5 separate regions of the Homo sapiens genome follow, and all the other regions are linked to region 4. Evidence: chromatin contacts called from ENCODE Hi-C or POLR2A ChIA-PET data. All regions are on one chromosome and are shown on one strand. The core of a region is the stretch at or near the end of the contact, and the rest is flanking DNA. Distances in the headings are between cores, read along the strand shown. Region 1 overlaps HIP1 (huntingtin interacting protein 1). Region 2 holds the start of ABHD11 (abhydrolase domain containing 11). Region 3 holds the start of DNAJC30 (DnaJ heat shock protein family (Hsp40) member C30). Region 4 holds the start of GTF2I (general transcription factor IIi). Region 5 holds the start of METTL27 (methyltransferase like 27).

Region 1 (3,354 bases), core at 681-3,180, 880 kb after region 4:
GGATTCCATGAACCCCAGGATACAAATGCAGGCTTCTCACTGGAGCCTATACCTCAGAGCCACGCTGGCTGGTCAATCACCACCACGCTCCATTGCCAGGCGGAAATATTTATTTGAAAAATTGAAAACACAGATGCAATGTATTATACAAAGAAAGGTCTTAATACCATAATAAAAGTATTGTTGGAGGGAAACAGAAGCCAGTGGCCACCTGCCCTGGGAAGGTAGGCACTCAGTGAAAAATGAAATTCATTTCAAGGAACTACCCTAATGGAAACCCAGGGGAAAGGTTAAAAACAGAAGAAAAACAAACCCAACCCTATCCCTGCAAACTGAAATGTGAAAGAGTCTGTTATAAGTTTGAGACAACTGCATTATCACCAAGATGTAACCGAACCCCCTCGGTTTGTCCCTATGAGTGGTAATCAGTTTCATTTAGGGCCTTCAAACCTGAGGTAGTTGAGGGTCACCTGAAAGACATGTCTGGAAAAATCTACTCTCAGAATCGAACCCAACAGCATTGAATTGTTTCCTGTTGCTTTGGCTCCTGACAACACCACGGTGTGGTGCTGATCTTGTATTTGGTCTGGACCTGGGAGAGGAAGGAATTTGGCAGCAAACAGCTGGCTGGTTTGCTGCGCCGATGGCTGGCAGGTCCGTGGTGGTGGTTTTCTATGCTACAGGTGGTGCAGTCTCTGGAGGACAAGGATGGCAGAGAGAGGGCAAAGCCAGTTTGCTTGGAAAGCCAATGTTGGAACTGGAGGCTTTCCCTGGCAGGATTTCCAGAGATTTGGAAAGGTGGTAGAAGGTAGCAAGATGCTGACCGGTTATTAAAGACCAGGGTCAAATGGAGCCAGGAGACCCCTCTAGACTAAGGAGCTAAGAGGGAACTTCCAGCTGCAAGCTGAGAACTAGCTCCTGCACAGGGTCGAGGGGCCAAAGCCAACTAATCTGACCGGAGCGACATGTACCTGTGATTCCCGTGTTACCTGGTGGCATAAACCTTGGTGTCTGACTTGGTAGCTGGGACAGTTCCAAGAAAAGTTGCTCTAGACAGTGGTTCTTCCAGCCACTGGGTTAGAGGGACCCGTATTCTGGTGGGATTTTAGGGGTACTGCTATGGACGGCTGCATCAGCAGACAATCTAAACTAGTCTCATTTAAACTCCTTGCTCAGATATAAAATAACCCTGCCAAGATGGCTCTTCTCTTCTATTTCTTTCTCTCTCTCTCTCTTTTTTTTTTTTGAGATGGAGTCTCACTCTGTGACCCAGGCTGGAGTGCAGTGGTGCGATCTTGGCTCACTACAACCTCTGTCCCCCGGGTTCAAGTGATTCTCCTGCCTCAGCCTCCCCAGTAGCTGGGATTATAGGCGCCTGCCACCATGCCCGGCTAATTTTTGTATTTTTAGTAGAGACGGGGTTTCACCATGTTGGCCAGGCTAGTCTTGAACTCCTGACCTCAGGTGATCCACCCGCCCCTGCCTCCCAAAGTGCTGGGATTAAACGTGTGAGACACCATGTCTGGCCTCTTTCTCTTATGTAAACAAACATCTTTTCTCTAGAGGTCTCAGGGCACTGTCTTACAAACTTAAGTAACAGATGCAGCTGTTTTTTAACTTCTTGTCGATCCTAAGCCATGATTTTGTTGCTGTCCCATCTTGTCATGACCCATTTACGCTCACCCGAGACTTGTCACTAGTGATGCTCAGTGACTCATTTAGAAGGCTTGCAGGTTCATTTTTAGCTTTAAGATGTGATTCCCGTTTTAATCCAAGGTGTGTCATTAAATAGCTCTTCATCTTCATTTTTAGAAGAGTCACAATAGGACAATTTGATTTTGTCTAGAGAATGGGGTAGCCATTCTAATCTGAGCTATTACGAAAGTAATTATGTGACATCTGACAGCTACTTCCTCATGTGACACTGAATTAGCCTCTGCTTCTGTTTAAGTGCTTTCTTAACCGTTATGACTCAGGCTAAGTCGATGAAGTTTTTAAACATTTCTGTGGCTTCTTTTTAGAGACAGGATCATTCAGATAATTTTTTGTTTGTTTTTAAAGAGATGGAGTCTCGCTCTGTCACTCAGGCTGGAGTGCAGTGGGAAATCATGGCTCATTGCAGCCTCAAACTCCTGGGCTGGGCTCTGACACAGAATCTTTTTTTTTTTGAGACAGGGTCTCACTCTGTCACCCAGGCCGGAGTGCACTGGCACAATCAGGGCTGACTGCAGCCTCGACTTCCCAAGCTCAAGCAATTCTCCCACCTTAGCTCCCCAACTAGCTGAGACTACAGGCATGCACCATCATGCCCGGCTAATTTTGTTTTTGAATTTTAGTAGAGATGAGGTCTTGCTATGATGCCCAGCCTGGTCTCAAACTCCTGAGCTCAAGCAATCATCCCGTCTTGGCCTCCCAAAGTTCTGGGATTACAGGCATGCGCCACTGTGCCCGGCTGGGCAGAGAATCTTAATTTGATCCATTACACTAGACTGTTTGCCCCATTTGTAATTTTTTTTTTTTTTTGAGACGGAGTTTTGCTCTTGTTGCCCAGGCTGGAGTACAATGGCGTGATCTCAGCTCACTGCAACCTCTGCCTCTGGGGTTCAGGTGATTCTCCTGTCTCAGCCTCCTGAGTAGCTGGGATTACGGGCACCCGTCACTACGCTCGGCTAATTTTTGGTATTTTTAGTAGAGATGGGGGTTTCACCATGTTGGACAGGCTGGTCTTGAACTCCTGACCTCAGGTGATCCTACCACCTCAGCCTCTCAAAGTGCTGGGATTACAGGCGTGAGCCACTGTGCCCGGCCACCCCTTGGTAATTGGGAACATATGAGTTAGAATGGCTGAGATCTAGAAGTGAGGACTAGCCACTTTTGGAAATGTTGACCCGCATCAAGAACACACCGATTGGTTTAGTTGCCACAACTGGGACAGGGAAGCCACGCACCATTCCTTCTGAGCCTTGAATCAAAAAAATACTAAGCAGAAAGCAGCATTCAACATTAAGACTGCCCAATTTCTAGTGCTGATACTTCCTTAGCCCAGTATGGAGGTCACACGTCTGAGTATGGTCATCCGAGGTCCTGGGAGAGAGTTTTTTGAATGTCCCACTTAGAAAATGCACAGAGAGGGAGTTGGGGAGGGGGGTGGGCTAGGGAGATGGGGGTTGGTTCACAGTGATCAAACAGAAGTCTCACAACCCGTCATGTAGCAAAACCTAGCAATATTCTGTTGGAGCAGATCCTGGGAAGTGCTTGATGGCTACCACCAATGAGTTGCTATAGATAAAGAAGGAAGACGCTGTTTTTCCAAGATCAGAAGGTCACTTAAATGCTGGGGTCCATCTAGAAGAG
Region 2 (3,706 bases), core at 784-3,283, 920 kb before region 4:
ACGGGGAGAAATGGAGAGAGCTGTGTGAGCCCATATGCCCGGTGGTATTTCTGGCCTCTCAGCCACCCCCCTTCCACACCCAAGGCCTCCCCTGGTAGGGTCCCCAGGCTGGGGCCTGGGCGAGTAAAGCATGCCCCTCCTACTACCCAGGCTAGCTTACTGCACGAACTGGGAGTTTCCACCAAGGAGAAAGAGTGTTGGCCCGAGGTAGGACTCCTGCCTCTGTGGGAAAGCCAAGATCTTGTCTAGGTGCTGGGTCAGGGCATCCAAGTTCACCCTCCACACGAAGCGCCCGTCTACCTCTACCAGGTTAGTGAGCAGGTGCTGCCGCACGGCCATGTCCTGTGGGGGTGCAGCAGTTGGGGGAGGTTCCTTGTGCGGTCTGGGGGTGCCACTCTTCCCTTGACAGGTCCTGGTCTACAATACCATCCGGGGCACCTTGGGTGTATCACCTGGATGACAGAACTGAGCTGTTCATCCGCCAGTTTTCGGGCACGGGAGCGGGGCAGCTCATCTGCGATGTTGATGGCCCTCATGGCTGCCACATAGGTTGCAAAGTGGGAGACACCTGTGCTTTCCACTGGGCTGATATCTACAGCAATGAGACGTTCCACCAGCTCTGGCTGTGGGAGAGAACCGAACTGGGACCAGTCTTAGGCAGACATAGGGAGTCTCAGGCATGGCTCCTGGAGCCTGAACTTGGTCATCCAACGATCATGTGAGTCCCAGGTTGCCTGCAGGGCCCTCAGGGTATATACTGAATGGGAGGAGGCCCCAGACATGGGCGGCTCACCCTCTGTAGTGCCAGCAGCATGGCTGTCTTTCCTCCCATGCTGTGGCCAACGACGACGCAGGGCACCAGGCCCAGCTGGGGCAGAAGGTCCTGCAGGTCCTGGCTCATGATCTCGTAGCTCATGTCTGGGCTGTGGGGGCTGTCACCGTGGTTACGAGCATCCACCGTCAGCACCTGGGGAGTGGGGTGAGACGGGGCTGCGTTGATATCCCCATTCTGGGGGTAGACAGCCAAAGGCTTGTAGGGACAGCAGGTCAAAGGTGTGGAGAGCCTGGGGATACACCCTGTGGAGGGGAAGGGCCCAGTTTCCAGACCTAGGAGGCCCAGATGAAGAACCTGGGGCCACTCTGCCAGAGAAGAGCAGGCCCCAGGGTTGTGACCACGTCTCTGAAGGGCTGGCCTGGCTGGGTGGCAATCTCGGAGAATGCCAGGAAGGAGACTCCAGGAATTTCCAACAGTAGGAGCACAGAAGAATGGGCTGCCATAAGAGGTGGTGAGCTCCCGGTCATCCCTAGTGAACAAGCAGGCCCCTTCATGGAAAGGGTGCAGGCGCCTAGGCATGGGCCAGCCCCGATGGAGATCTACAACATGAATTAATGAAGATGGCAACGTGAGGGAATAAATGGGGTTGCCGTTCAGGGTCCATACTCAGAGTGAGGGATCTGGAAGTGAGCGTGAGAAGCGGGACCCCCCCTGCCCCGCCTCCTCTCAGGCCCCGCCCACTCCCGCCCAGCCCCAAAGGAGCCCCGCCCACTCGAAAGCTCACCCTACGGCCTGTCTGCTGGGCCAAGATCTTGGCGATGGAGTTGAAGTTAGTTTTGCTGCCGAAGAGCCCGTGCAAAAAGACGACGGCCGGGAGGGCTGCCTCCCCGTCCAGAAGCCTGTAGGAAAGCGGAAGCGGCCTGGCAGGGGAAGGATCGAGGTCAGAGTCTGAGCCGGCGGAGACGGGGAAAGGGGTAGGGGGAAAGAGCTTTGGGGGAGAGGCCTGGGAGGTGACAGGCCCAAAGGGAGGAGATGGGGCCGTCGGGGCCCGGCAGGAAAAGGAGGACAGAGGATGGCCTCCCGCCCGGTGCCCTTGACTGACCTCGGCTCGGCGCCCCCTCGGCCGCCGCTGCTGCTGCTGGGTGCGACAGGCACCCTCGCGAAGCTAGGGCCGTGGGGGCCGAGTCCCTCACGCGGGAGCCTCCAGGCTCGGGTCCAGCGGAGCATGCTTGCAAGCTGTTGGCCGGCTCGCATCTCACAAGGTACGTCCTCCCCGCGCTCCTTCTCCCGCCCTAGCTCGCAGCCCCGCCCATTTCCGTCTTCAGCCGCCCCGCCCAGTTCCGACTTGAGCCCCGCCCTCTCCCCGCCCCCATCGCGGGATTCTCCGCCCTTGGTCCCGTTTCCTTACGTATCCCCGAGAACAGTCCGGCCCCGCCTCCATCCCCGCCCCTTACGCCATTACGTAATCCCCGCAGGCTTTGCGCGGGTCGCCCTGAGCGCCGCACCTGGCCTCGCCCTAGGCTGGGCAACCCGCGGTGCTTGCCCCTCCCCTCGCGAAGCGCCGCGGTGCGTAGAATCTGGGAATTCGGTCTGCGCCGCTCTGTGCGTGCTCGGTTCTGGTTGCAGCTTAGGGCTCGGTTCCCGCCCCGCACCTGCCATCGCTCACTGACCTGGGTGGCTGCCATCGTTTCTGTGCCGCCGGCGGGGGCGAGCGGCGCCAGGGTGGCTCTGGGCGGCGGAGTGCCAGTGTGGTGGCGCCGTGCTCCACTGCCGGGGGCCCGGGCAGGTTGGGCGGAGCACGGACACCCACCCATCCTGGAGTCGTCGATCTAGAAGGAGCTCGGGGGCACTCTAGAGCTCTTCCCCAAGCCCCTTCGTCCCTTTTACGTTTGGGGAAGGCTCCCCCAGTCTGATCCCACCTGCTTTTCTGCCCATACTCCCCATTCTCATACTCCCCTATCAGGCACCCTGCCTTTCAAGGTCTTCTCCACACCCCACCTCCTGCTGGGGTGCTGTCTGTCTTCCAGATAGCCAGTTGCCCGAGTCCTATACTTTTTTTTGGTGGGGGTCTTACCCTCGCCCAGGCCGGAGTGCAGTGACGCGACCGTAGCTCACTGCAGCCTCGACCTCCTGGGCTCAAGCGATCCTCCCGCCTTTGCCTCCCGAGAATCTGGGACTACAGGCGCAGACTAATTTTAACATTTTTTTTTTTTTTTTTTTTTTTACTGAATCATGGTTACAATTTTTTTTTTTAGGCCGGGTGCGGTGGCTCACGCCTGTAATCCCGGCACTTTGGGAGGCTGAGGTGGGCAGATCACCTGAGGCCAGGAGTTGGAGACCACCCTGGCCAATATGGTGGAACCCCGTCTTTACTAAAAATACAAAAATTAGCTGGGCGTGGTGGCGGGTGCCTGTAATCCCAGCTACTCGGGAGGCTAAGGCAGGAGAGTCGCTTGAACTCAGGAGGCGGAGGTTGCAATGGGCGGAAATCATGCCACTGCACACCAGCCTACCGGACGGAGACAGACTCCGTTTAAAAAAAAAAAAAATTGCCGTGGGTGGTGGCACGGCCCTGTAATCCCAGCTACTGGGGAGGCTGAGGCAGGAGAATCGTGTGAACTTGGGAGATGGAGGTTGCAGTGAGCCGAGATCTTGCCACTGCATTCCAGCCTCAGTGACAGAGCGAGACTCCATCTCAAAAAAAAAATTTTTTTTTTAAAAAATAGAAGCGGGGGCTTGCTATGTTGCCCAGGCTGGTCTCGAACTCCTGGGCTCAAAGTGCTGAGATTACAGGCATGAGCCACCACACCTGGCCCAACAAAATTTTTTTTAGAGAAGGGGTCTTGCTACCTTGCCCAAGCTGGTCTCCAGCTCCTGGCCTCAAGCGACCTTCCTGTCTCAGGTATATGGCTTTTATTTTATTTTTTCTGA
Region 3 (3,371 bases), core at 241-2,740, 970 kb before region 4:
AAACAAAACAAAAAACCCCCCAAAAACTATGGATAATAAAGCATGACAGACCTCAAGATGCCAAATGATTTTCTCCTCTGCTGTCATGCCTACAGAGTAACTTCTCCAAGGTCACACATTAAATATGGGCACAGGAACACTCATTCCTTATGCTCAATGACTTTTTCTCACTCCTACATGCTATCAACATAAGGAGGAGTGCCCCAGGGGGCTGACCTTAGCGGGAGGAACGACAGGCTCTCCACCGATCCCATTCTTACCCTGGACCAGGTCTCACCTGCGGCTTGGGGAAGTCACAGAAAGACAAGTTTCGTACAACCCCAGACCTTTTCTTTTGGTAGTCAACAATTGGTCACATTGCACATTTCAAGGTTACAGAGGCCCACCATACACATGCGGGGCAGGAGGAGATAAATCTTGCTTGGGGCTAAACAATAAAGCTACAGCGAGTGTTCCAGAAGTTGACCACATCTGGAAGCAAGAAGACAGACTCTGGAAGAAGCACCCTAGAGACTCCAGGAACCCCCTTCACTCCTGGGCTTTCGGGACTCTACAGCGTGGGGCCTCTTTCTCAGACATCGAAAGGCCTCCTTTTCTGGACCACAGTGGAGCGATGTGCAGGTCATCGGCTAAGCTGGGCGGGTCGGGGAGGGCAGGGGGAGTACAGTTCCTTCGGATCCCAGCAAAGGTAGACTATCAATGGCCAAGGGTTCAGAGGCAGGAAAAAAGGCCGTTTCTGGGGGGTTGGCTGGGGACACTCCCCTTCCCTTCTCTCTCCGATTAAATATAAAAGCCGATGATGATGAAGATTGAAAAGATGAGGAAAATGGCAGCCGTGTCTCGGGTATCCTCCCAGCGGAGGCCTTTCATGGACCGATACTCCTGCCGTTTGCGAAGGGCCTCCCGCCGGGCCCTCAGGCGCCGTTCCCGCTCCAGTTGTTCCCCGTAGTGGGCCTGGTAGAAGGCGTCAAAGTTGAACATCGTGCGGTTGGCGCCGGGGGAGGCCCGAGAACCGTCGTGGGTCCGAGAGGTGGGCGGCGGGGTACGCGGCGAGCCGGGGTCGGGTGCGGGCGTCCTGGAGGGCCGGACGCCAGGTCCGCGCAGGTCCTCGTCGCTGAGTAGGCCGCGATCATACTTGCGACGGAGGGTGGCACTGCCCAGCACCACGTAGGCCTGGGAGATGCGCGTGAAGCGCTCGGCGGCCTCCGCGCTCCCGGAGTTGCGGTCCGGGTGGTAGAGAAAGCACTGACGGTAGTAAGCCGCCTTGATTTGGGCCTGCGTGGCTGTGGAGGGGACGCCGAGCAGATCATACAGCGCCGTGCGCGAATACGAGCAGTCGCCCTGGGAATAAGTCCTCGCTCCTAGGCCCAGGCTGGGTGCAGAATTTTGTGGAAAGCCACGGGCCTGCAGCAACCTCCAAGGTAACAGCCGCTGCCACCATCGCCAGCGCATGGCTGCCATGTTGAATTGATTCGGCAGGCGGTGCAAGAGAAACCGGCCAATGAGAGGAGTCGGTTGGTCGCCCTGTGGCCAGTCACGTAAAGGGGGGGGCGGGGCGGTCGTGGGGGTGGAACATGCGTATTACTAAGCGGTCGCCGGGCTGATGACATAAAAACCGGGTGCCGGCAGGCGCCAGTCGCAGGTGTGCTGCTGAGGCGTGAGAATGGCGTCCCGCGGCCGGCGTCCGGAGCATGGCGGACCCCCAGAGCTGGTAAGTCCCGGGGCCCGCGGACACCCCTCTCCCCACTTCTGCGGCCACCGCGTCTGAATTATTCCTCTACATGCCATTTTCTCTTTTTCGCAGTTTTATGACGAGACAGAAGCCCGGAAATACGTTCGCAAGTGAGGGGAGCCTGAATACTGCGGGGCGTCCGGGGGTCGGGAAGCGGCAAGTTGCCCCTGTTGCTGGCGTTGCCCGGAAAGGCCGTAGAATTTGGGGGTGCGGGAAGGGAAGGACCCGGGTGGGTGCCGATTTCTGTCTCTGGTAAATCAACTTTAAGTTGCCGACCTCTCTGGGCCTCGGTACCTCAGCGTTGAGGTAGGGGTGATCGCGCTTGCTTTCCGTGGGTGGTTTTCAAAGTCGAATGTGACAATTTGTCCTAAACATGTGGTAAAAGAGGCGCTGGGCGGTGGGTACGGGCGAGGGGTCAGTCCTGGTGGGGGGAAGGAAGTAATGGCCGTAGGATGCTTATCGTGGCGCCTTGTTGCCAATAAATCTCCAAGACAGCAGTTGGTGTATTATTGTCTGAATTTCATAGAGGGTAGTTTGTATAACTACTGAGTTGTAGCCAGGTGGGAGTGGCTCACGCGTGTAATCTCAGCAATCGCAGCACTTTGGGAGGCTGAGGCGGGAGGATCGCTTGAGCTCAGGGGTTCGAGACCAGCCTGGGCAACGTAGCGAGCCCCCGTCTCCGCAAGTAATAAAAAAATTAGCCGGGTGTGGTGGCTCCCCTCTGCCTCTCCAGTAGTTGGGACCACAGGCGCGCGCCACTACGCCTGGCTTTTTTTTGTAAATTTTTGTTGCGATGGGGTCTCGCTGTGTTGCCCAAGGTGGCCCAAGCCCAGGGCTCAAGCGATCCTCCCGCCTTCGTCTCCCGAACTGTTGGGATTGCAGGCGTGAGCCAGCGCACCTCGAGTCGTTAAAAAAAAAAAAAAGGGGGGGGGATGGGGGCGGGGGGAAGCTGGCGCGGTGTCTCACGCCTGTAATCGCAACACTTTGGGAGGCTGAGGCAGACGGATCACCTGAGGTCAGGAGTTCGAGACCAGCCTGGCCAACATGGCGAAACTCCAGCTCTACTAAAAATGGAAAAAATTAGCCGGGCGCGATGGCGGGTTTCTGTAACCCCAGCTACTCGGGAGGCTGAGGCAGGAGAATAGCTTGAACCCGGGAGGGGGAGGTTGCAGTGAGCCGACATCACGGCACTGCACTCCAGCCTGGGCGACAGAGCAAGACTTTGTTTCAAAAAAAAAAAAAAAAAAAAAAAAAAAAAAAAAAAAGATACTTTGTGGTTTTTCCGTGCTCTCTCACTGAGAGACTAGCCCTATTTCAGTAAATGGTTACTGGCCGGGCGCTATGGCTCATACCAGTAATCCCAGCCCTGTGGGAGGCGGAGGTGGACGGATCACCTGAGGTCAGGAATTCCGAGACCAACCTGGCCAGCATGGTGAAATCCCGTCTCTACTGAAAATACAGATATTAGCCGGGCCTACGGGAGGCTGAGGCAGGAGAATCACTTGAACCTGAGAGGCAGAGGTTGCAGTGAGCTGCGATCGCACCACTGCACTCCAGCCTTGGCGACAGAGTGAGACCCTGACTCAATAAATAAATAAATAGCTATTGGATACTGTTTCTTTTTTTTAGGGACAGGGTC
Region 4 (3,760 bases), core at 985-3,484:
ACATTGCCTCAACAGAGACAGCTTTCTGACTAGAGGTAATTCAAAACCAGCTCATGTTGACCTAACCGTTTTAGGAATTGCTTCAGTCTCAAAGAAGTTGGAGTTGTTTATGAAGAGGCAGCAAAATTCCACTGTGGGCCCGGTGCGGTGCTCACGCCTGTAATCTCAGCACTTTGGGAGGCTGAGGAAGGCAGATCACTTGAGGTCAGGAGTTCGAGAACAGTCTGGGCAACATGTTTAGTAGAAACCCGTCTCTACTAAAAATACAAAAATTAGCTGGGCGTGGTAGTGCACGCCTATAATCCTAGCTACTCAGGAAGCTGAGGCAGGAGAATCACTTGAACCCGGGAGGTAGACGTTGCCGTGAGCCGAGATCGCGCCACTGCACTCCAGCGTGGGTGACGGAGCGAGGCTCGGTCTCAAAAAAAAAATTCCACTGTGAACCACTAAACAAATTCATAGAAGAAAGGAACTACCTTCCAAACGTTTTCACGATGATAAGAGTCATCTTGGCTAAATAAACTTCTGCCTTGCTAACTCACTTTGTAACATCCCCCCAAATTCTACTCCACGACTCCACTATACCCAGGAAATCCTTTCCCTGACCCCTCCAGGTGGAGAAACCACTCTCTCAACAAAAGATACTCACTGAAGTCCACAGCAGCTGAAATCTGCATCTCGTAGGCTGGCTGCTCTTACTAGAGTGAGTTATAGGCTTCTCAAGAGTTAAATTTGTTCCTAAATATATGCCAGTGGCACGTGGTATTGGGAATAGAGAATTTAATTAAATATTACTAAATGTCAATGAAATACAAGTGCAAAAAGAAAGTTGCTCTTGTGCAAACTTAATGAATGACTTTCGAGACAATCGACAAAGGAGAGTCACAATCTTATTAGGCAAGGACCGAAGGGATCCTAGACATTGTCCGGGAAATCGCAAAAATTCAGGCTTCTGTAATCAGATTGCTTCTCCGGTGAGCTTTACGCTCTCCATGTATTTTTCAAAAAAAATCCAACATGAAAATTCTAGAGGAGGCTTTATTGGGTGCGGTCTGTGCAAGAGAGACGATGGGGAATGCCAATCGGAGAACCCAGATTGAAAGGAAAGGTTTTTGGAACCCACATCAAAAGACTGGCTGCTCGGAAAGTTTTCTCGCTAGCGACAAAGGCTTGGAGGCTGGAAAAAGCGTCGTGGTCGCCACCTACCGAGAAGCGGCGGGTGGGGGGAGGATGGCCGTCGTGGCCCGAATCCCCAGTGGGTGGTACTGGGTGGGGGGGCGGGCGGGAATCAAAAAACCACTCAATCTCGTGCTTTACATAAACATCTAAAAATCGTCGGCCTCGGGGTTGTAAAGTTTTGGAGTTTAACTTAGGTGAACAGTAATGTCTCTCCATTTTCAAAACCCACCGGCTAATTCAAGTTGAGAAGCAAAAAATAGTGGTAGGGGGAGGAGTTTGAGTTAAATCGCATCGCGGTTGACAGAACAAAACAGGAGCTACGAGTCAGGATTTCTGCTCCCACTCCCTTGCAAGTTTCCTTCCAAATCCTGAGGGAGAGATAGAGGCGGAGGGTCTGGGGGAGGAATTAAAACACAAGGTCTCCTCCCCTCTCGCCTGTCCGAACTTGGGGGCAACGGTCTCTTTGGAGGCCAGCTTGGAAAACACTAGAGAGGAGTTCTTTGTGTCCTGGAGGGTGGTGCAAGGCGGAAGGACTCCCCTTTTGCAGAGCAAGGAGGGCGACGGCCCAGCCCGGGGCTCCCCGGCTTTTGCAGCTTCCCTGCCTCGCAATTTGCAAGGAATGTGGGGTGCAAGAGCAAGTGGCGGACTTGGACGGCGGCTGGCGCTCGGTGGGGACGACGCCGGAGCCACCACCCGTCCAGATTTCCGTTTCTGCACCCCGGCTCCCCTCCCCCACCCGGGCGGCCGCGCAGGCCCCAGGTGCAGCCATGTTCTCGCTCCCACCACCCTCGCCTCCATTGACAGCCCTTGCTGGAGAGGGCCGGGCGCCGCGCTTGCCTCGTCCTCGGGTTCGGGGCTAGCCGGCGCGGTGCTTCCTGGGAGTTGTAGTCCACGACCGCCGCCGCCGCGTTGACGGGGAACGCATCCGAAACTACAACTCCCGCTGGGCGGCGCTGCGGATGCGCAGGCGCAACGCGCCTTCGAGGAACAAAAAAAAAAAAAAAAAAAAAAAAAAAGAAAAAAAAGAAAAAAAAAAGGAGGAGGAGGAGGAGGGTGAGAGAGAAGCTGGGAGAGCAGAGAAAAGGGGCCACCGGTCGCCCCCCCGCTTCCCCGCACGCGCTCTCCAGCCGCGGCCGCCCGCCTGCCGCGGTCACCCCGGCCTCTGCCTCTGTCCCCCAGTGATCGGATCAAGGCGCTGAGCGAGGCCCTGCCTGCGGGGCGGCCATGCGGCGGTGACAGGAGCGCGACCGACACGCACGGGCCCCTCGCCCCCTCTCGCCTCCCGTCCGCTCGCCAGCTCCCCTCAGCCGAGGCTGCTCCGCGGCGGCCGCAGCCCGCGCGCGGCCCACACTCGCCTCCCCTCGGCACCCCCGGCCCCGGAGCTGCCTGGAGGCGGCCGCACTCGGGTGAGTCCCTCTCGCCTCATCCCCGCGCCCCCCGCCCCCGCCTCGGGGGCCATTGCGAGCGGGGGCCTTTATTAGAGACTTTGCCCCGCCGGGGCCTGCAGGGACAGGGGCCTGGGAGCCGCGGCCCGCCGCGCGCGGTGTGGGGCCTTGGGGGGCGCCCGTGCCGCCTCCCCCTACCCCCACCCCCACCGCCTCGCCGGGTCTCGAGCCCCGCCGGCCTTGGCAGTGGCCGAAACGAGGCGATGGGGGTGGGGCGGCACGGACGCGGTCGCGGGGGACGACAGTGGCACGCGCGCGCCTCAGTGCGCGTGGGGGAGGGGCGCGCGCGCCGACCGGCGTGCGGTGGGGGGGCGCCTCGCGCGTGCGATCCCGCGCGCGAGCGAGCGAGCGGCCCTGCGGGCTGCGCATGCCCCGCCGCGCTGATTGGCCGGCTAGGCGGTGCGGGGGCGCGCGCGGTGCCAGGCCCGAGCCGTCGTGGGGTCGCGCTCGCCTGGTGTATCTGGGGCTCCTGCGCCGGGGCAGCAGACGCGCGGGATTGGCCAACCGGCGCGGGGGCGGGGCCGCGCGTTGCCTGGTAACTGCGGCGGGCGGGGGAGCGGGAGCGCTGTCCCCCGCCCCGCCCCGCTCCCAGGTGGAGTCCGCAGTGGGCTTTGTCCCGGGCCGGCCCGGCGCGCCTGCCCCGCGGGGCCTGTTCTTTGGGGGAAATAAACACAATGACCGGAAGGAAAACTTCAGCTTTAGGCCATGAAAATTAAGCCGTCTGGGTTCAGCCAGCACCCAGACGACGGGAGTGCAGAGGAAGAAGGAAAATGAAATGGAAAAAGCTGTCTCCTTCCCGCTCCCCGACTTCTCCACTTTTTCTTAATCCAGCTTTTGCTTTTTCGTGTAGCGAATTTTGTCCTCCCTAGGTTATGGATTTGCGCTGATTTGCGGCTGGGGATGTTCACAGGTGGGGTGCTGTTGGAGTAGTGTCCACTCTTGGCGATGCGCAGCTCTTGCTGACTACTGACCTCCTTTTTTTAAAAAAAATTATTTGTGGAGATGCGTTCTCACTTTGTTGCCCAGGCTGGTCTTGAACTCCTAGGCTCAAGCGATCCTCCCACCTTGGCCCCCCATAGTGCTGGGATTACAGGTGTGAGCCATCGCTTTCGGCTTAATTTTCTTTTTTTTTTTTA
Region 5 (3,800 bases), core at 1,219-3,718, 820 kb before region 4:
AGCTCAGGTATCGCATTGCAGGGCACCTGGCCGTCACTGAGGGCACCGACTATCAGCACCGCGTCGAAGGTCCCTGTGTGTGTGTGGGGGGGGGTGGGGACATGGTGTGATGCTTGGAAGGTACTTTGTCTATGGTGTGGCCTCAGACCACCCTAGGGGTGGGACGAGGCTACTACCCGCATCTGCAGGACCCAGGTCCCCTAGAGGATAAGGTAAGTATGGCCCAGTTCTGGGCTGCAGTCAGATCGTGGGGTGCAGGGTTGAGTGAGGGACTGGGAGCTTAGTGTGGGAGAGGGATGGAGGATCAGCAAGGGAAAGGGCTTCATGAGGGTGGGCCTCGGGGTGTGGAGGTGGGAGAGAAAGTACCTTCCGGGCTGGGCAGAGGCTCCTGGCCCAGGGTGCAGAGGCTGAGGCGCTGATAGAGGCCGGGGGCCTGGGCCTGTTCCAGCATCCCTGGGCTCCCATCCACCCCATGCAGCTGGAGGAAGCCTGGAGCCCGCAGCTGGGGTAGGGGTGGGAGACTCAGTCATGGTTCACACCTGCCACTTCCCGGCTGGGTCCCTGCACCTTGGCAGGGCAGTGGACTCTGCACTGAATGTGGCCCATGCATTTGCTTTTTTTAAATTTTTGAGACAAGGTCTCTCTCTGTCGCCCAAACTGGAGTGCAGTGGCGTGATCATAGCTCACTGCAGCCTTGAACTTCCGGGCTCAAGTGATCCTCCCACCTCAGCCTCCCATGTAGCTGGGACTACAGGCGTGCACCACCCTGCCTGGCTAATTTTTAAATCTGTTTGTAGAGACAGGGGTCTTGCTATGTTGCCCAGGCTGACCTCAAACTCCTGGCCCCAAGCTGTCCTCCTGCCTCGGCCTCCCATAGTGTGAGCCACAGTATGCCTGGTCCTGTCTCATGCATTTGAAACAGTGAGTCTGAGGTGTGGGGCAGGGTTCTGGGGCCAGGGGCAGTAGGAGATTTGAGGAAGTGCGGGGCTAAGGAGTAGGCAGGGGATCTGGAAGAGCCTCACCTCGGCAGCCACTAGGCCTGTGCCACAGGCCACGTCCAGGATCAGGGCACTGTGGGGCGGGCCTGGAAGGGCTTGTGTGAGGCAGTCCACTGCGAGGCGGGGCGCACGGTACAGCAGGGTGGCCACATCCTGGGGAAAGAGTGCCGGGCCTACAACACCGGTGCCCCAGTGTTTGGGGGATCTCCCTTATGGGGTGGTCTCAGAGTCTGCCAGGCTAAGCTGTGTGTGTTGGGGATCAAGCCTGGCTGGGGCTAGCGTGAGGGGACGCCCAGGCATGAGGTGCTTCCCATTGCTAAAGGGCCAGGACTGGAGAGTTAGCCCCCAGCCCACTGTACAGTAGACTCAGCCCTCCAGGGACCTTCTCTCCTGGCCAAGCGGCTCTCTCTGCTGAGTCCACATGACTTTTTTTTTTTTTTTTTTTGAGACAGAGTCTCCCTCTGTCACTCGGGCTGGAGTGCAGTGAAGAGATCTTGGCTCACTGCAACCTCTGTGTCCCGGATTCAGGCAATTCTCCTGCATCAGCCTCCAGGGTAGCTGGGATTACCAGGCGCCTGCCACCACGTGGGCCTGGCTAATTTTTGTATTTTTAGTAGAGTCAGGGTTGCACCATGCTGGCCAGGCTGGTCTCGAACTCCTGACCTCAGGTGATCCGCCCGCCTCGGCCTCCCAAAGGGCTTAGGATTACGGCTTGTGAGCCACCGCGCCCGGCCCCACAGTGACTTCTCAATAGCACCTCCTCCAGGCAGCCCCCCTCAGGAGGTCATGGCCCCTGATGGGGCTGCCAATCCAGAGCTGTGGGGCGGGTTCTGGAAGGGGCAGGACTGTAGGGTTCTTAGCCAGGCCTCACTTCGTCCTCACAGCCGCCCCCGGGTGCAAGGCTGATTCCCCACTTTACAGGTAGAAAAATGGAGGCTGGTCTAGTGGAGGCAAGGCCCCAAATGAGTTTACCTGGTCGTAGTCCGGAGCCCAGCGGTCATAGAAATGGAGCTTTTGGGCCAGGTCGGGGATGCCATGCGCGGCCCTGACCCGCGCCCGCACCTCGGGCAGGCTCCCACCCTCCTCCTGGGCCATGCTCCTGTGGGGACACCGTTGCCCTGTCTCGAGGTCCACCTCAATCGCCCATCCCCTCCTTTCCCCCTTCCCTCCTCCCCCTTCAGAGGAGGCTGCCAGGCCTCCTGCCAGCGCGACCCCTATCCCGGCCCCTATCCCAGATGGGGACACTGAGCGCAGAGAGGGCGGGCTTGGATATTTACACTCTGGGGCTGCAGGGCTGGGGGAAGGGCAAGGTGGGAGAAGGGGGTGCCCCGCGGCTGGAGGAAGGACCTATCTTCCTCTTTTCCGCCCTCCGACTGAGAGAGGGTCGGAGGTGGGCGACATCCGGAGCGAAACGGTCTCGAAGGAGGCCGGAGTCAGAACTCACCGCCAATCCAGCGCGCCTCGGGCGTGTGGGCAACAGGACTCGGGGCGGGGCCTGTGTTGCGACCCTGGCCACACCCTCACCGCCTGCCCGCAATGATTGGTTTTCCGCTGAGAGAAAATAGCCAGTCAAAGGAAGGCGCTGGCAGTCTGCCCGCCCCCCCCCCCCCCGCCAGCCAATGAGCTCAAGGCTTGTGGCCCTCCTCCAGCCTTGGTAGAGCAGGGACTGCGGAGATGTTTTCCTGCTGTGCGGGTTTAGGGGCTTCTCGGTGGTCTGGCCCCGGCCTCCCCCTCCACCGTCAGGTAGCAGCACCTCCACCATCCCCCTCCAACTGCCCTCCTGCCTCCTGAAGTCCTTTATGCTTCCTGAAAGCATGAGGTTTGTAGGCACTGGGGAGTCTCTGAATTCTTATGGGCAGGAGAGGGACCTAGGATTAGCTTTCATTTTTACTTTGTATTTATATTTACTTATTTTGTTTTATTTTTGTTTTGTTTTATGAGACAGGGTCTCACTCTGTCGCCCAGGCTGGAGTGCAGTGGCTTGACCATAGCTCACTGCAGCCTTGAACTCAAGCTCAAGCCAGCCTCCTGCCTCAGCCTTCTGAGTAGCTGAGTAGCTGGGACTACAGGTGCATGCCACCTTGCCCGGCTTTTTAAATTTTTATCTATTTATTTTTATCTTCGTAGTTTTTGTAGAGACAAAAAATGTTGTCCAGGCTGGTCTTAAACTCCTAGTCTCAAGCGATTCTCCCACCTCTGCCTCCTGGCAAATTTTATTTTAATAATTTTATTTTAAAAAACCGTACTGGCAAATTTTATTTTAATAAGTTAAATAGCCACATGTGGCTAGTGGCTACTGTATTGGACAGCAGAGAGAGTCTTGCGGCTGGAAGTGTGACCTGAAGATACGCAGCGTCAGCCTCCGTAACATCTTGGTTTCCTCTAGGAGATGCCCTAGGGAAGCTTGTGAGAAATGCAAAAATTAGGCCGGGGCGCAGTGGCTCACACCTGTAATCCCAGCACTTTGGGAGGCTGAGGTGGGCGGGTCACTTGAGGACAGGAGTTTGAGACCAGCCTGGCTAACAGGACAAAACCCCATCTCTACTAAAAATACAAAAATTAGCCGGGCGTGGTGGCGGGCATCTGTAATTCCAGCTACTCAGGAGGCTGAGGTGGGAGAATAGCTTGAACTTGGGAGGCACAGATTGCAGTGAGCAGAGACTGCGCCACTGCACTTCAGCCTGGGTGACAGAGCAAGACTCCATCTCAAATAAAAAAAAAAAGTAAAAATTCTCAGTTGACCTGGGACCTTCTGAATGAGAATTAGATTTCTGGGACTGGGGCCCAGAGTTTCTGTGTTTC

Evidence for each region. A loop is a pair of places that touch in the nucleus more often than their neighbours do. ChIA-PET counts read pairs that join two places held with the same protein, here RNA polymerase II (POLR2A). Pooled maps may share reads with other maps.
Region 1: POLR2A ChIA-PET joins it to region 4 with 11 read pairs in GM10248. The contact joins the enhancer-like site here to the promoter of GTF2I in region 4. A Hi-C loop is called at or near these places in 1 of 168 maps with a recorded cell type or tissue (CD8-positive, alpha-beta T cell), 1 of 37 single-sample maps with no recorded cell type and 6 of 50 pooled maps. POLR2A ChIA-PET finds 5 or more read pairs at or near these places in 2 of 52 experiments (GM10248 and H1).
Region 2: a map of CD8-positive, alpha-beta T cell shows a loop between it and region 4 (15-fold over the local background). The contact joins the promoter of ABHD11 here to the promoter of GTF2I in region 4. A Hi-C loop is called at or near these places in 3 of 168 maps with a recorded cell type or tissue (CD8-positive, alpha-beta T cell and naive thymus-derived CD4-positive, alpha-beta T cell), 3 of 37 single-sample maps with no recorded cell type and 8 of 50 pooled maps. POLR2A ChIA-PET finds 5 or more read pairs at or near these places in 2 of 52 experiments (CD8-positive, alpha-beta memory T cell and WTC11).
Region 3: a pooled map shows a loop between it and region 4 (8-fold over the local background). The contact joins the promoter of DNAJC30 here to the promoter of GTF2I in region 4. A Hi-C loop is called at or near these places in 1 of 37 single-sample maps with no recorded cell type and 4 of 50 pooled maps. POLR2A ChIA-PET finds 5 or more read pairs at or near these places in 3 of 52 experiments (CD8-positive, alpha-beta memory T cell, Panc1 and WTC11).
Region 5: a pooled map shows a loop between it and region 4 (7-fold over the local background). The contact joins the promoter of METTL27 here to the promoter of GTF2I in region 4. A Hi-C loop is called at or near these places in 2 of 37 single-sample maps with no recorded cell type and 6 of 50 pooled maps. POLR2A ChIA-PET finds 5 or more read pairs at or near these places in 1 of 52 experiments (endothelial cell of umbilical vein).

Annotation. Positions count from the first base shown.
Region 1 is chr7:75,533,206-75,536,559 of GRCh38, forward strand. It overlaps HIP1 (huntingtin interacting protein 1), which reads right to left. Exons shown (of 31, transcript NM_005338.7): 31 at 93-3,354. Among named protein-coding and RNA genes, the nearest start is that of SPDYE5, 43 kb to the left of the region's middle. RefSeq lists an enhancer at 2,006-2,255. Within about 2 kb of position 1,931, at least 2 of the 41 ENCODE cell types and tissues checked have a DNase peak (open chromatin) inside an H3K27ac peak, as active enhancers do.
Region 2 is chr7:73,736,769-73,740,474 of GRCh38, forward strand. ABHD11 (abhydrolase domain containing 11) reads right to left here and starts at 2,034. Exons shown (of 6, transcript NM_148912.4): 1 at 1,878-2,034; 2 at 1,560-1,695; 3 at 794-967; 4 at 453-623; 5 at 161-342. The coding sequence starts at 2,002. RefSeq lists enhancers at 1,833-2,490, 2,491-3,147 and a silencer at 2,055-2,154.
Region 3 is chr7:73,681,963-73,685,333 of GRCh38, forward strand. DNAJC30 (DnaJ heat shock protein family (Hsp40) member C30) reads right to left here and starts at 1,491. Exons shown (of 1, transcript NM_032317.3): 1 at 1-1,491. The coding sequence starts at 1,461. The coding sequence ends at 781. It overlaps BUD23 (BUD23 rRNA methyltransferase and ribosome maturation factor), which reads left to right and starts at 1,635. Exons shown (of 12, transcript NM_017528.5): 1 at 1,635-1,711; 2 at 1,805-1,842. The coding sequence starts at 1,664. RefSeq lists enhancers at 913-1,002, 1,243-1,412, 2,343-3,192, 3,193-3,371.
Region 4 is chr7:74,655,484-74,659,243 of GRCh38, forward strand. It overlaps GTF2I (general transcription factor IIi), which reads left to right and starts at 2,235. Exons shown (of 35, transcript NM_032999.4): 1 at 2,235-2,585. RefSeq lists silencers at 1,785-1,944, 2,315-2,494, 2,515-2,804, 2,875-3,394 and enhancers at 2,025-2,144, 2,165-2,214.
Region 5 is chr7:73,840,048-73,843,847 of GRCh38, forward strand. METTL27 (methyltransferase like 27) reads right to left here and starts at 2,469. Exons shown (of 6, transcript NM_152559.3): 1 at 2,443-2,469; 2 at 1,971-2,097; 3 at 1,023-1,151; 4 at 367-502; 5 at 1-73. The coding sequence starts at 2,093. RefSeq lists an enhancer at 2,108-2,407 and a silencer at 2,528-2,627.